Regions from separate parts of the Homo sapiens genome. Here region 2 is linked to region 1. Evidence: read pairs that join two places in POLR2A ChIA-PET (ENCODE). Cell type or tissue: MCF 10A. All regions are shown on one strand. Links, peaks and the distances in the headings refer to the core of each region. The heading gives the core; the rest is flanking DNA.

The links. ChIA-PET counts read pairs that join two places held together with the same protein. Peaks named below come from ENCODE experiments on the same cell type or tissue, not always from the same donor. Only the 100,000 strongest peaks of a DNase experiment are listed, where the experiment ranks them.
Region 2: POLR2A ChIA-PET joins it to region 1 with 6 read pairs; 1 of 35 experiments calls an interaction of 5 or more read pairs at or near these places.

Annotation. Positions count from the first base shown.
Region 1 is chr4:121,376,583-121,382,459 of GRCh38, reverse strand. QRFPR (pyroglutamylated RFamide peptide receptor) reads left to right here and starts at 1,442. Exons shown (of 6, transcript NM_198179.3): 1 at 1,442-2,152. The coding sequence starts at 1,813. RefSeq lists an enhancer at 872-1,656. In MCF 10A, for the core only: CTCF peaks have their summits at 1,280 and 1,498; DNase peaks (open chromatin) are centred at 1,339, 1,969, 2,399 and 5,199.
Region 2 is chr4:121,781,739-121,787,615 of GRCh38, reverse strand. No RefSeq gene overlaps it. Among named protein-coding and RNA genes, the nearest start is that of EXOSC9, 17 kb to the left of the region's middle. In MCF 10A, for the core only: no CTCF peak of the experiment used is centred there; DNase peaks (open chromatin) are centred at 1,955 and 2,455.

The DNA.
Region 1 (5,877 bases), core at 422-5,421:
TTTGGTGAAGTTAGACTGAACACTAAAAGCTATCTATAAAAGAAAATATTGATAAATATGACTTCACTAAAACTAAAAGCTGTTCTGTGAAAGTCCCTGTTAAGAAGATAAATAACAAGCTACAGACTGGAAGAACATATTTGCAAACCGTTTACTAACAAAGGACTTGTATGTAGAATATAAAAAGAACTTTCAACAGCAAATAAACTAAACCATGCAATTAGAAACGGACAAAACACATGGAAAGACATTTCACCAAAGAAGATTCAAGGACGGCAAATAAGCACATGAGATGTTCAATATTACTTGCCATTAGGTAAATGTAAATTAAGGCCCTAAAGAGATATCACTACAGATCTATTAGAATAGCTTAAAAAAAAAAAGCAGCAAAACCAAATGCTGGCAAGGATGTGGAGAAACGTAACTTCTCATGCATTGATGGTAGAGATGGAGACTTGTACAGCCACTCTGAAAAGTAGTCAATCTCTTTAAAAATTAAATATACACATTACAGATTCAATAATCAAAACTTTTGGCATTTCCTATAGAAAGGAAAACTATGTTCACACAAAAACCTGTACATGATTCTTTATAGCAGCTTTATTTTTAATAGCTCAAAATGGTAATCAACCAAAATGTTCTACAAGAGGTGGATGGTTAAATAAACGGTGATACAGCCTCAGCAATAAAAAGAAACAGCCATTAATACATGCAACAACTTGGATGGATTTAAAGGGCATTAGGCTGAGCGAAGAAAATTCAATATCAAAAGGCAGCATATTGTATGATTTCCCTTACGTAATGTTCTGACAAAAGTTAAGAGAGAACATATTAGTGGTTGCCAGGAGTTAGAGATGGTGGAGGGAGGGGCTAGGTGTGAGTATAAAAAGCACCAGGGAGATTTTTGTGGTGATAGAAGAGTTTGTATCCTGACGGTTACGGGAATCTACACTTGAGATAAAAACATGCAAACACTGTACCTGTGTCAAATTCCTGGTTTTGTATTGTTCCGTAGTTAAATAAGATGTAATGAATGAAAGAAACTGGGTGAAGGGTGGGTACGCAGGATCTTTCTGTATTATCTTTGCCATTTCCCAAGTTCTATATTTTAACTATCTTAATTATTTTTCAATACAGAAAATAATTTAAAATAAGCCCTATTTGCCTTGGGTAGTTGTGGCTCCCATTATTACGCAAGAGGAGAAACTTGAAACTGTGGAACCCCCCAATACCCAGTTTCACATACAAGCATTACCTGACTGGGGCCATGCCCTGAGAAAGGCGCTGGGCGGCAGCAAGTTGGTGAGCCAGGGAAGTCTTCCCTCGCCCTGAGGGTGCGGGGAAGCGGCGTTGGCGCCACTGAAGCTGGGTGTGAGGGAGGCGTCACCGAGTTCAGCCCCACCCTCCACCGCTCCCCAAGCGGGTCCGGCGTCCGCATCGCATGGCCAGAAGGCGGGGAGCCAGAGGCGCCAGGACCCTCGCGTGGCGCTCCAGCACCCCAGACCGTGGCGGCGCCTCGCCTTAGGGAAGAGCAAGGGAAGAACTTTATTTGAACCGCGAACATTTTTTGGTCACTGAGATCGAGTCTCCCAGTGCTTTGGCTTCCCGCCTCTTTATCGTGGGTTTGATCCCTGAGCTGCTCTCCTTTCCCGAACCTCCCGGGGTGCAGCCTAGAGCCCTCCCGCGCGGCTGACTCCAGAGTAGAGGAAGGGAGGCGGCCTCCGGCTGGTCCCCCGAAGCCCTCGCTGCCCCGCAGATGCGGATGGCCAGCCAGTAGCGGGCGGTGGCCCCGCGTCCCGGGAGCGCACAGCAATGCAGGCGCTTAACATTACCCCGGAGCAGTTCTCTCGGCTGCTGCGGGACCACAACCTGACGCGGGAGCAGTTCATCGCTCTGTACCGGCTGCGACCGCTCGTCTACACCCCAGAGCTGCCGGGACGCGCCAAGCTGGCCCTCGTGCTCACCGGCGTGCTCATCTTCGCCCTGGCGCTCTTTGGCAATGCTCTGGTGTTCTACGTGGTGACCCGCAGCAAGGCCATGCGCACCGTCACCAACATCTTTATCTGCTCCTTGGCGCTCAGTGACCTGCTCATCACCTTCTTCTGCATTCCCGTCACCATGCTCCAGAACATTTCCGACAACTGGCTGGGGGGTAAGAGTCGCGCCCCGCTCCTTCGCTCCTTCTCTCTTAACCCTCTGCCTTTCAGGGGATCTCTCTCTCTCTCTCTCTCTCTCTCTCTCTCTCTCTCTCTCTCTCTCTCTCTCTCTCTCTCCTCTCTCGTCTGTCTGTCTCTCTCTCGTCTGTCTCTTCCTTACACTTCTCTGTCAAATGAATCCGGTGCTCTTTCTTAGAACTTCGCCACCTGTGTTCACCTGGACATAAGTTCTTTTGGCCGCCTCTGATTCCCCTCCAGTGCTTCCTCCTTGTGGCTTAGAGACATAGGTTGGGGAAAAGCTTCGGAAAGGTCCCGAGCAGTGAGGCAGGAAGTCGCACCCCTCGCCACTTATTTCAGCTCCCTTTCCCGTCATTACCAGGTTTTTCTCCCCTAGTTTTCTTACTAAAAGTGAGATAAAAATATTTCAAATAATTAAACCAAAGTTAAAAATCTCATTTCCTCATTCCCCCACCCTCCAGCCTCACTTCCCAGTTGCTTGCAGACAGCTTCTTGTACCTATGAGCATAAAACAAATATAATTCATGTGCAGAAAAAATATATTGAACTAGTCCTTTTAAAAACTGTATTAAGTGTCATGCAGGAAGAAGGAACACAGAAAACTGATGCCCTCCTATTATAAAAGAAGAGATAACATTCTCCTCCTTCCGTATAATGGGGGAAAAAAAATGACAGAGGAGAGGTGGAGTCACTGAGTTGGGAGCAGTGTGTGGAGGTTGGAAAAAAAGATATATTTCTTGAGATGATCCAGCTTTTCCAAGAACACAGCTGGAGAATGCCCTGGTGTAAACCCAGGAGCAGTAGTGTGTTGTATTCTCACCAGTGCTTAAGGTGCACCATGGGCCTCCCCTTTTTCACGGTTGGGTGTATTCTTGTGGCCACATCAAAATGGTTAGAAATGTAAGAGAAATAGATCATTATGCCTTCAATCTCTGCTATTTCTATCCCATTACTAATTCTCTTAAACTCATGGAGGGTGTTTCATCCTACCATTACCAATTTGAGATCGTGAGCATTGCTTTTTTTCTCATTAGCTTAAACTGAGTTTGCTGTTAGTCAGTCAGAATGTTAAAGTCCTTGATTCTTATCAATCTATAATGTAAATATTTTCAAAAAAGCATTAAACATTGAGTACAGAGCATTGACTTGAAAGTAATACACAATGTGGAAAGTAAGACCTTGATTTATGGATTAGAGACTTTCTTATGCACTCTGATGCAGTAATTGTATTTGGGCATTTTAAAGTTGCTCAGTGCAACTAACTCCATAAAATTAATGGGGTATTTTTTGATCATCATACGGAACTTGGTTTTTGGGGAAAAGCACATGAGTTTTCATTTCTAAATGTTTGTGAAAGCAGATTTATGAGGCTTCTTTGTGCTGGGGATGATTATAGCTCCATTTGTAAAGGTGAAAATAATTATGCAAAGTGGGATTTTATGGTGGGGATCAAAAGAACTGGATTACTATTTTGGCTGTAATACATGTTAATTTAGTATGTCTGGGTCTCAATTTTTCAGTAAAATATTAGGGATTAGAGAAGTTTGAAAGTGCAGTGAGTCTGGCCAGGCGTGGTGGCTCACGCCTGTAATCCCAACACTTTGGGAGGCCGAGGCGGGCGGATCACGAGGTCATGAGATCGAGACCATTCTGGCTAACACGGTGAAACCCCGTCTCTACTAAAAATACAAACAACAACAAAAAATTAGCCGGGCATCGTGGCACGCACCTATAGTCCCAGCTGCTCAGGAGGTTGAGGCAGGAGACTTGGCTTGACCCCGGGAGGCAGAGGTTGTAGTGAGCCGAGATCACGCTACTGCACTCCAACCTGGGTGACAGAGCAAGACTCCGTCTCAAAAAAAAAAAAAAAAAAAAAAAGTGCAGTGAGCCAGATCTTTAGCTCCAGTTCATGTTGGGGAATCATGGCCAAGAAAGGCCATATGGTGCATCTTCCATCCTCAGGGCTTATTTGGGCACTGCCAAGGTTTTTCTCAAGTTTTCTTTTCTCCCTGCTTCTTACTTCATGGAGAACATTTCACTTTAGCTTCTAAATACTGAAGGAGAGTAATATATTGCTCATTTATTTTATAGGGTTAGTGTGAGAATAAAGTGTGTTAGTAAAAGTGCTTTGAAAAATATTGGTCATGCCATGAAAGTATAAGGTATTAATTCTATTAAGGGGTGTTTAATTGGAGGTGGCCTATGTTTATCTGGGACCAGATTTATAGAATAAATAATGATCTTATAAATTGAGTAAATAATACCAAAATTGAAGTGCGAGGGAGAGGTGAGAGCATGCAGAGGGGCTAGAGATCAATATGAAAATAGAATTAACTTGCGCATTATAGGACAGGATAATCATGGCAAAATTTCCTTGATAAATTAACCAAAGTTCAAGAGAATGTAATCTAAGAGCCAAAAATTAATTCATAATTTATTATTTTACAAAGCTATTGAGGATCTCCTATCTGGAAAAGTGTTCTACCTTGAGAGTACAAAAGTGAGTAAAGTCTATCTGTGCCCTTCAGGACCTCAGAGAATAGGAGATGGCCCCAAAATGAGCAAAAACAGGATTTGATAGAAAAAGGATCCACTTTGCTCTACGAGCACAGAAGAGTCAGGAAGGCTTCCTGAAGGATGTGATGTTCAAGCTGGGTCTGGAAGAATAATTCAGAGAATAATTTAGACTCTTTCCAGCAGAGGATGGAGTGTGTTCTAGGAATAGGGGTCAGTGCCAAGTTGGAGGGAAGAAAGAAGATGGTGTGTTCCAAGAATACCGTGCAAGGCATTGCAAGAATGCACAGGTTATATGTGGGGAATGGCAGGAAATGAGACAGAAAAGTAGTGCAACTGGGGAGGAAAAAAAAAAAAATATATATATATATAGTTATGTAAAAACCTAAAATATGAATACCCCTCAAATTCCTTCAGGGGTGAGGTAGGAAACACAAACAAAGCAATGAAGATCACCAGGAAGCAACGGCGACAAAAGGAAGACTGTCTCCTCTAAAGGGGGCAGGATTGCAGCATGCTGGAGTGGTGCCCAGGATTGTCACATCTTCTTTTGTTGTTGTTCTTGCTTCCCCACCTCTCCTTCTGAAAAGCTGGGAATACAGATTTTTATGATGCTGACTTCTAAGTCAAATACAAAAAGTAAAATGCAATCAGGTAAAAGAAAACATCTCTATGGCTTGGTCAGAAATAATTCATGGACTTCCAGTTTGTCACATCTCTACATTGCCTGTCTCTCAAATATTTCTGACAATGCTAAGACTGTGAATGACTGTTTTATTCTTCTTTCAGTCCATTCCTCTTTCTTGCTGGGGACCAGCAGCACCTATTGAGTCAAAACCTGCTTTTTAACAAGGTTCTCAATTGTTTCACGTGCACATTAAAGTTTGATAAGCACTAGAGAAGTCAGCTCAGGTCTTTATAAGGAAAAAAAAAAGTTTGTTAAGTACTACTTGAAGTAGTAATGGCTCTTAGACCTGGCTACACAGAGAATCTCCTGAAGGGCTTTTGAAAATGGCCTGCGCCAGCCCCAGCCCAAACCAGTTACACTTGTCTCTTTGGAGCCAGCCACACTGCCTTACAGAGCCCAGTGTGCACAACTCTACTCAGGTCCCCTTTCAGGGACATCATGTTGTTATCTTAAAACTGGTTGTGGTGGGAGTATTCACATCATGGAAATCAGCACTTACTA
Region 2 (5,877 bases), core at 409-5,408, 410 kb before region 1:
TTTATGGCATGGATTAAAGTGGTCTGTTTGCCTGGCTGTGTCTCCCATTAAGTTCTGTTGTAGTCACTTTTTAATCCACACTGCCTGGGCCTCAAATATGGAAGGAGCTTAGTAAATATTGAATGAGTGAATGAATGAATGAATGAATGAGAGAAGAGTGGGAAAAGGATGAAGATGGAAACATGTTTACCTGGAGCCACAAGCCTAAATGGTACTGCCTAGCAAGAGTAATCTTCATAGCCACCTTTGCATTCTTTCCATGTTCCAGGCACTGTTCAAAGCAACTCCCATACATTTAATTTTCCCAACAACCAGAACTAGATGAGGATTCTGATGCTTAGATAAATAAGGTAACTTGCCAAAGTCAGGCATTTATTAGTTTGATGCTTTCTCTTCTTTAGTGGGGAAGCTATGCATGTTTAGGACATCTAACAAGATAGACTACTAGTCATATGTCGCATATAGGTAAGACCAACGTGATTATAACAGACTTCCAGTGTAAGCCTTCAGGTTCTCTGAAACTAACAAATAAATACATTAAATCATTAAATTAGAAAATATTGTATTTAAAATAAATATACATCTTTGTTATGGGAAAATTGTTTTCAATTTTTTTTTTTCCAGATAGGGTCTCACTCTACCCAGGCTGGAGTGCAGTGGTGCAATCACGACTCACTGCATGCAGCCTTGACCTCCTGGGCTCCAGCGATCCTCCCACTTCAGCCTCTTGAGTAGCTTGGACTACAGGGGTGCACCACCATGCCCCACTAATTTTTAAAATTTTCTGTACAGACAAGGTGTTCCTATGTTGTCCAGGCTGGTCTCCTGAGCTCAAGCAATCTTCCTGCCTGGGCCTCCCAAAGTGCTGGGATTACTCAGGTGTGAGCCATGGCACCTGGCTAGAGAAAACTGTTAAACAGGATTAATTACTCTACAGAACCTTTAGTTGACATTATATAAATGAAATGTGGAACATTTCAATGAAACTACCTTCTTTTCTTTAAAATAGTTTCAAAGCCTCGAGAAGGATAGATGGTGTTTCAGTCATCTGCAATAATGTGAAGGACACCAAAGTCAGCTGAGGTGAGGCAAAGAACCAACTACGATTGAGCCAGGCTAGTGATTTAAGATGCATAAAGACATTTGTTCAGAATTGGAAAATTTTACAGAATCCAAAAAAACCTCACAACATATCTAGCCATCCAAAATATATTTCACAAGCTTCTCAGTGCACTCAATTTTTCTTTAGGAGATTAGTCAATGTTTTGGTAATCAGGCTTTGGGAAGCCAATTTAAAACTCTGCTTTTCATAGAGAAGGTGATCAGTGCATATTTGTTGATGGAGTGGCTTTAGATGGCAACACTTTGAGCTTTACCCTGAAGGAAATACATGCTGGTTGATTAACATTGTGTAAAAATAAATTCATAGCAGTTAGAACTCAAAGTAATTACATGAAATTTAAACCAGTGAAGATATTAGAGTGGTAGGACTTTTCTCCCTTAATTTTATGGAGATGCTTTATGTTTCATAGCTAAAAGTTGGGAAGAAATACAAGGTTTGCCTAGCACCATGTACAAGGGGGGAGGCTCAAGCATCTGGCTCATGTCCAGGTGAACTCTGCAAAAGCAACCCTGTGGACTGGAGTAGGTAGCTTCACCCTGTGGCCATACCCCTCAGGCTTTGATGTCTATTTTGTCTTGTTGTGACACCAGTTAACAAGATTTCATTCTGTCCCAAGCCACAAAGCAAACTGATCATTTGATTAGCCCACACTCTGCAAAAGCCCTGTGCTCAGTGCACAGTCATGTGTACATATTTTGTTGTGCATGTCCAATATTGAAGAGCCTCCAGCAGAGCCCAGGGGCAGAAATAGAGATGCTCTGTCAGGCTGAGCTCTACCCCACCCTTCTCTGTGGGTGTCACACTGCTCGGAAAGAAGTAGGCAGAACAGCTGGAGTGAGGCAGGGCTGTTGGCAACAGAACATGATGTCAGAACCCACTTGGCGAAGAGCACCCATTGGTAGTTACATTCAGAGTGCCAGGGCTTTTCAAGCTGCCAAGAGAGAATGCTTGTGGGTGGGTGGTAGAACAAAAAGGCAAAGGGAACAACGCAAGCCCATTTCCAAGGAGGGGCGAGAAATAAGCAACAAAGAAGATGCCTTCAGATATGTGACATGTCAGTGGCTGTTCTGGGGTGACACCATCTGTATTCAGTGAGCTACCTAGAGATAAGGTAAGTTGACAGCTTGCTTGAGGAGCTGTGTATGAGACACAGTTCTTAAAACACCAAGATGGGCTTTGTGGGCCTGCTCTGATTCCACAAAGGGTCAGAGAGGGATGTAGGGCTGCTAGCATCTCTGCAACAGCACAGTCTTAGAACAAGGAAATAACTTGCTAGAACCACAAGGCTCTCCTGTGACGTCTGGACCAGAAAACGGCTCCATGAATATCAGGAAGGCATGTTTGTGGCATCCCAGGAATGCACCAGGCTTGCCAAAGCAGATGAATAGTCCAATTTACCAGACATGATCCCATGAAAATAAGAATCTAAATATGAATGAGTGACCTCCTGGAGACAGAAAATATTAATATTTAGTCTATTGCCTCCATATATGTGGGCATTGTTTGTTCCTTTTGCCTTTTTGTTCTACCCATCCACCCACCCATTGTCCTTTTCTAGCAGCCTAAAAAGAAGCAATGGGCCCCCCAAAAAACAGTTTCCTAGCTAGAAAAATACCCAATAAATGTTAATCTCAGTCCTTCCTATGAATCCCACCTCCTTCTGCTTATTTGTATCACTTTGATACATATGATATCAAATTCTGTAGCTCTTTTCCATATTCTGTTCTGTAATTGTTATCTGTTTTATTAAATTTAATCTCCTCCTAATAAGAAAATAAAAATTCCTTGAGGATTCCTTAAAGATGAGGATGTGCATTATGCATTAGTTAGCTGGGGCGGCAATAATAAAATACCATAGACTGGGTGGCTTCAATGACAGATGTTTATTTCTCACAGTTCTGGAGGCTGGGAGTCTGAGATCAGGGTGCCAGCATGGTTGAGTTCTGGTGAGGACTTGCCTCCTGGCTTGCAGATGGCTGCCTTCTCAATGTGTCCTCACATGGCAGAGAGGGAAAGAGCTCTGTACTCTTCCTCTTCTTATAAGGACACTAATCTCATGATGGGGGCCCCACCCTCATGACCTTATCTAAACCTAATTACTTTCCCAAAGGTCCCACCTGCAAATACCATCACATTAGAGTTTAGGGTTTTAACATACGAGTTTTGGGGGAACATATATTCAGTTTATAACAGGATTCATATTTCATTAATTAGTATTCTATCTAATGCATAAAGGGTGAACTGTGGAAAATACAGTTAATGTTAAGTGGGTTTTTTTATTTCTTTAGTACCTAACACAGTACAGTTGCAATCAGACATTAGAAACCTTTTGTCGATTTGTTAGATAACTCTGTATGTTCATGATAAAGTTTGTGTTTTTGATTTTGAATCTATTTGGTGAAATGAAGTGGGGAGTTCCACAACTATTTGGTGAATCTTGATTAAGTCAATCTACTCTTCACACCCACTAGGTTGGCTATAATATAAAAGACAGACATAACAAGTGTTGGTGAGGATGTGGAGAAATTGGGACCCCTGCATATTGCTGGTGGGAAGGTAAAATTGTACAACCACTTTGGAAAACAGTTTGGCAGTTCCTCATAATGTTAAACATAGAGTTACATAAGTTAACAGAGTTAAATATATGACCCAGCAACTCCACTCCTACATATCCACCCAAGAGAAATGAAAACATGCTCACATAAACACTTGTACACAAATGTTCAAAGAAACATTATTCACAATAGCCAAAAAGTAGAAATGATGTAAATGTCCATCAGTTAGAGAATAAATAGACAAAATGTACTATAGCCATTAGTTAAATGGAATGTTATTTAGCAATAAAGAGGAATTTTTTATTGATACATGTTACATGCCACAATAGGGATGAACCTCAGAAACATTATGCTAAGTGAAAGAAGCCAGTCAAGAAAGACCACATAGTGTATGTTCTCATTGATATAAAATATTCGAAAAAAGAAGAATTTAGAGACAGAAAGTAGATTACTGGTATTGTGGGAGTGAGGAAGGAAGGAGGTGGTAAGGAGAAAGGGGAATGGAGAGTGACTGACAGTGGGTCCAAGGTTTCTTTGGGGGATGATGTAATGTTCTAAAATTGGGTTATGATTATGGTTTCACAAGTCTGTAATATATCAAAAACCACTGAACTGTATACTGTAAAGTAGTGTACTTAAATTATATATTAATATATAATGATATATAATTATGTAATTAAAGGAGTGTATGTAAATTATATTTCAATAAACATGTTTTTAAAAAGAGAAAGTGTCCATCCATGTGTCCGAGCTAAGATAAAATCTTTCTTAAATGATTGATTTTTGAGCAGAGAATCAGAGTTTCCAGTTTCCAACTTGTGTTCTGCCACTACCTTTGACAAGTGATTTGATTTTTCTTGACATAGTTTTATTAACATGCTTTCCAGATCTAAATTTTTAATGATATAACAATAAAACCAACCCCCCCATCACTCTTATATTTTAAAAAACTTTCTGTAACATAAGAACAAAATATATTTGAATGAAGAATACTGACATTATTAAATTGGAAAATAATGCCAAATAACTCTTTAGGTTTAGACTATGCTCATCTTTGGGAACAATTTAGGAAATTCTACCCATGTCTCTTCACATAGTTGGAATTGAATTTGTGCACTTTGCAGAAAGCACTTCATTCTTAATTGAAGATTGCAGTTGGGATCAAATTAGATAATGTATGTAAAAGTGCCCTGTTAATTGGTCTACAAATATATGTTATCATTATTATTTATTTATTTTTAGAAACAGGATCGCATTTTGTTGCCCAGCTTGGAGTGCAGTGGTGTGAGCATAGCTCAATGCAGCCTCAAACCCCTGGGCTTAAGTGATCCTCTCACTTTAGCCTCCTGAGTAGCTGAGACAATAGGCACTCTACACACTTGGCTAAGTTTTTTTTTTTTTTTTTTTTTTTCTCAGTAGACATGAGATCTCATTATGTTGCCTAGGTTGGTCTCTAACTCCTGACCTCAAGCAATCCTCTTCCCTTGGCCTCCCAAAGTGCTGGGATTACAGGCATTAGCTGGGAATATAAGAAATAATGCAGCCTAGGATATATTTTAGGATTATTTAAAAATCAGTCCCTCTAAAAGCTTCCTGAAAAGTGATGTACCCTCTCAAATATTTTAAAATTGACATCTTAAATATTTCATCATAAATTTAAACAGCAGCAAAGGATATTGTTTATGGCACATTGTAAATATTTATATTTTAAAGTGAAGCTTTTCTATCACTCTCCAGTGGAAATACAGATACCACAGTAATTTGGAATCCATCACCAGCGTCCATTTAAAACATTAATAAACAAGCTCCTCTCCAATAGTTAGAAATTTCACATCATCCTTTTTCTCTTTCAACTTCCATTTCTATTCTACGTCTCCAATAGATGTTTATCCTAATGTAATATATTTATATTGAATGTCTTCAATTGGTAATTCAATTGGTAGTCATTCTTCATATAAAATATATGTCCTTTGACCCCATGTATAAAACAATTTCTTTTGGATTTACTTGTTATTCTAAATACTGGTGATATACATTTGATTAAAACAGCATACATTATAAATTTTGATAAACCATTCTTATATGACTATTAGTTGGCACAATCCCCATGGATGATACACAGAGGGGCAGTAAGAAGGTTTATTGGAAGTCTTATATCAAAGAGACACCAGCAAAGCACACAGAATCTCTCAAATCATC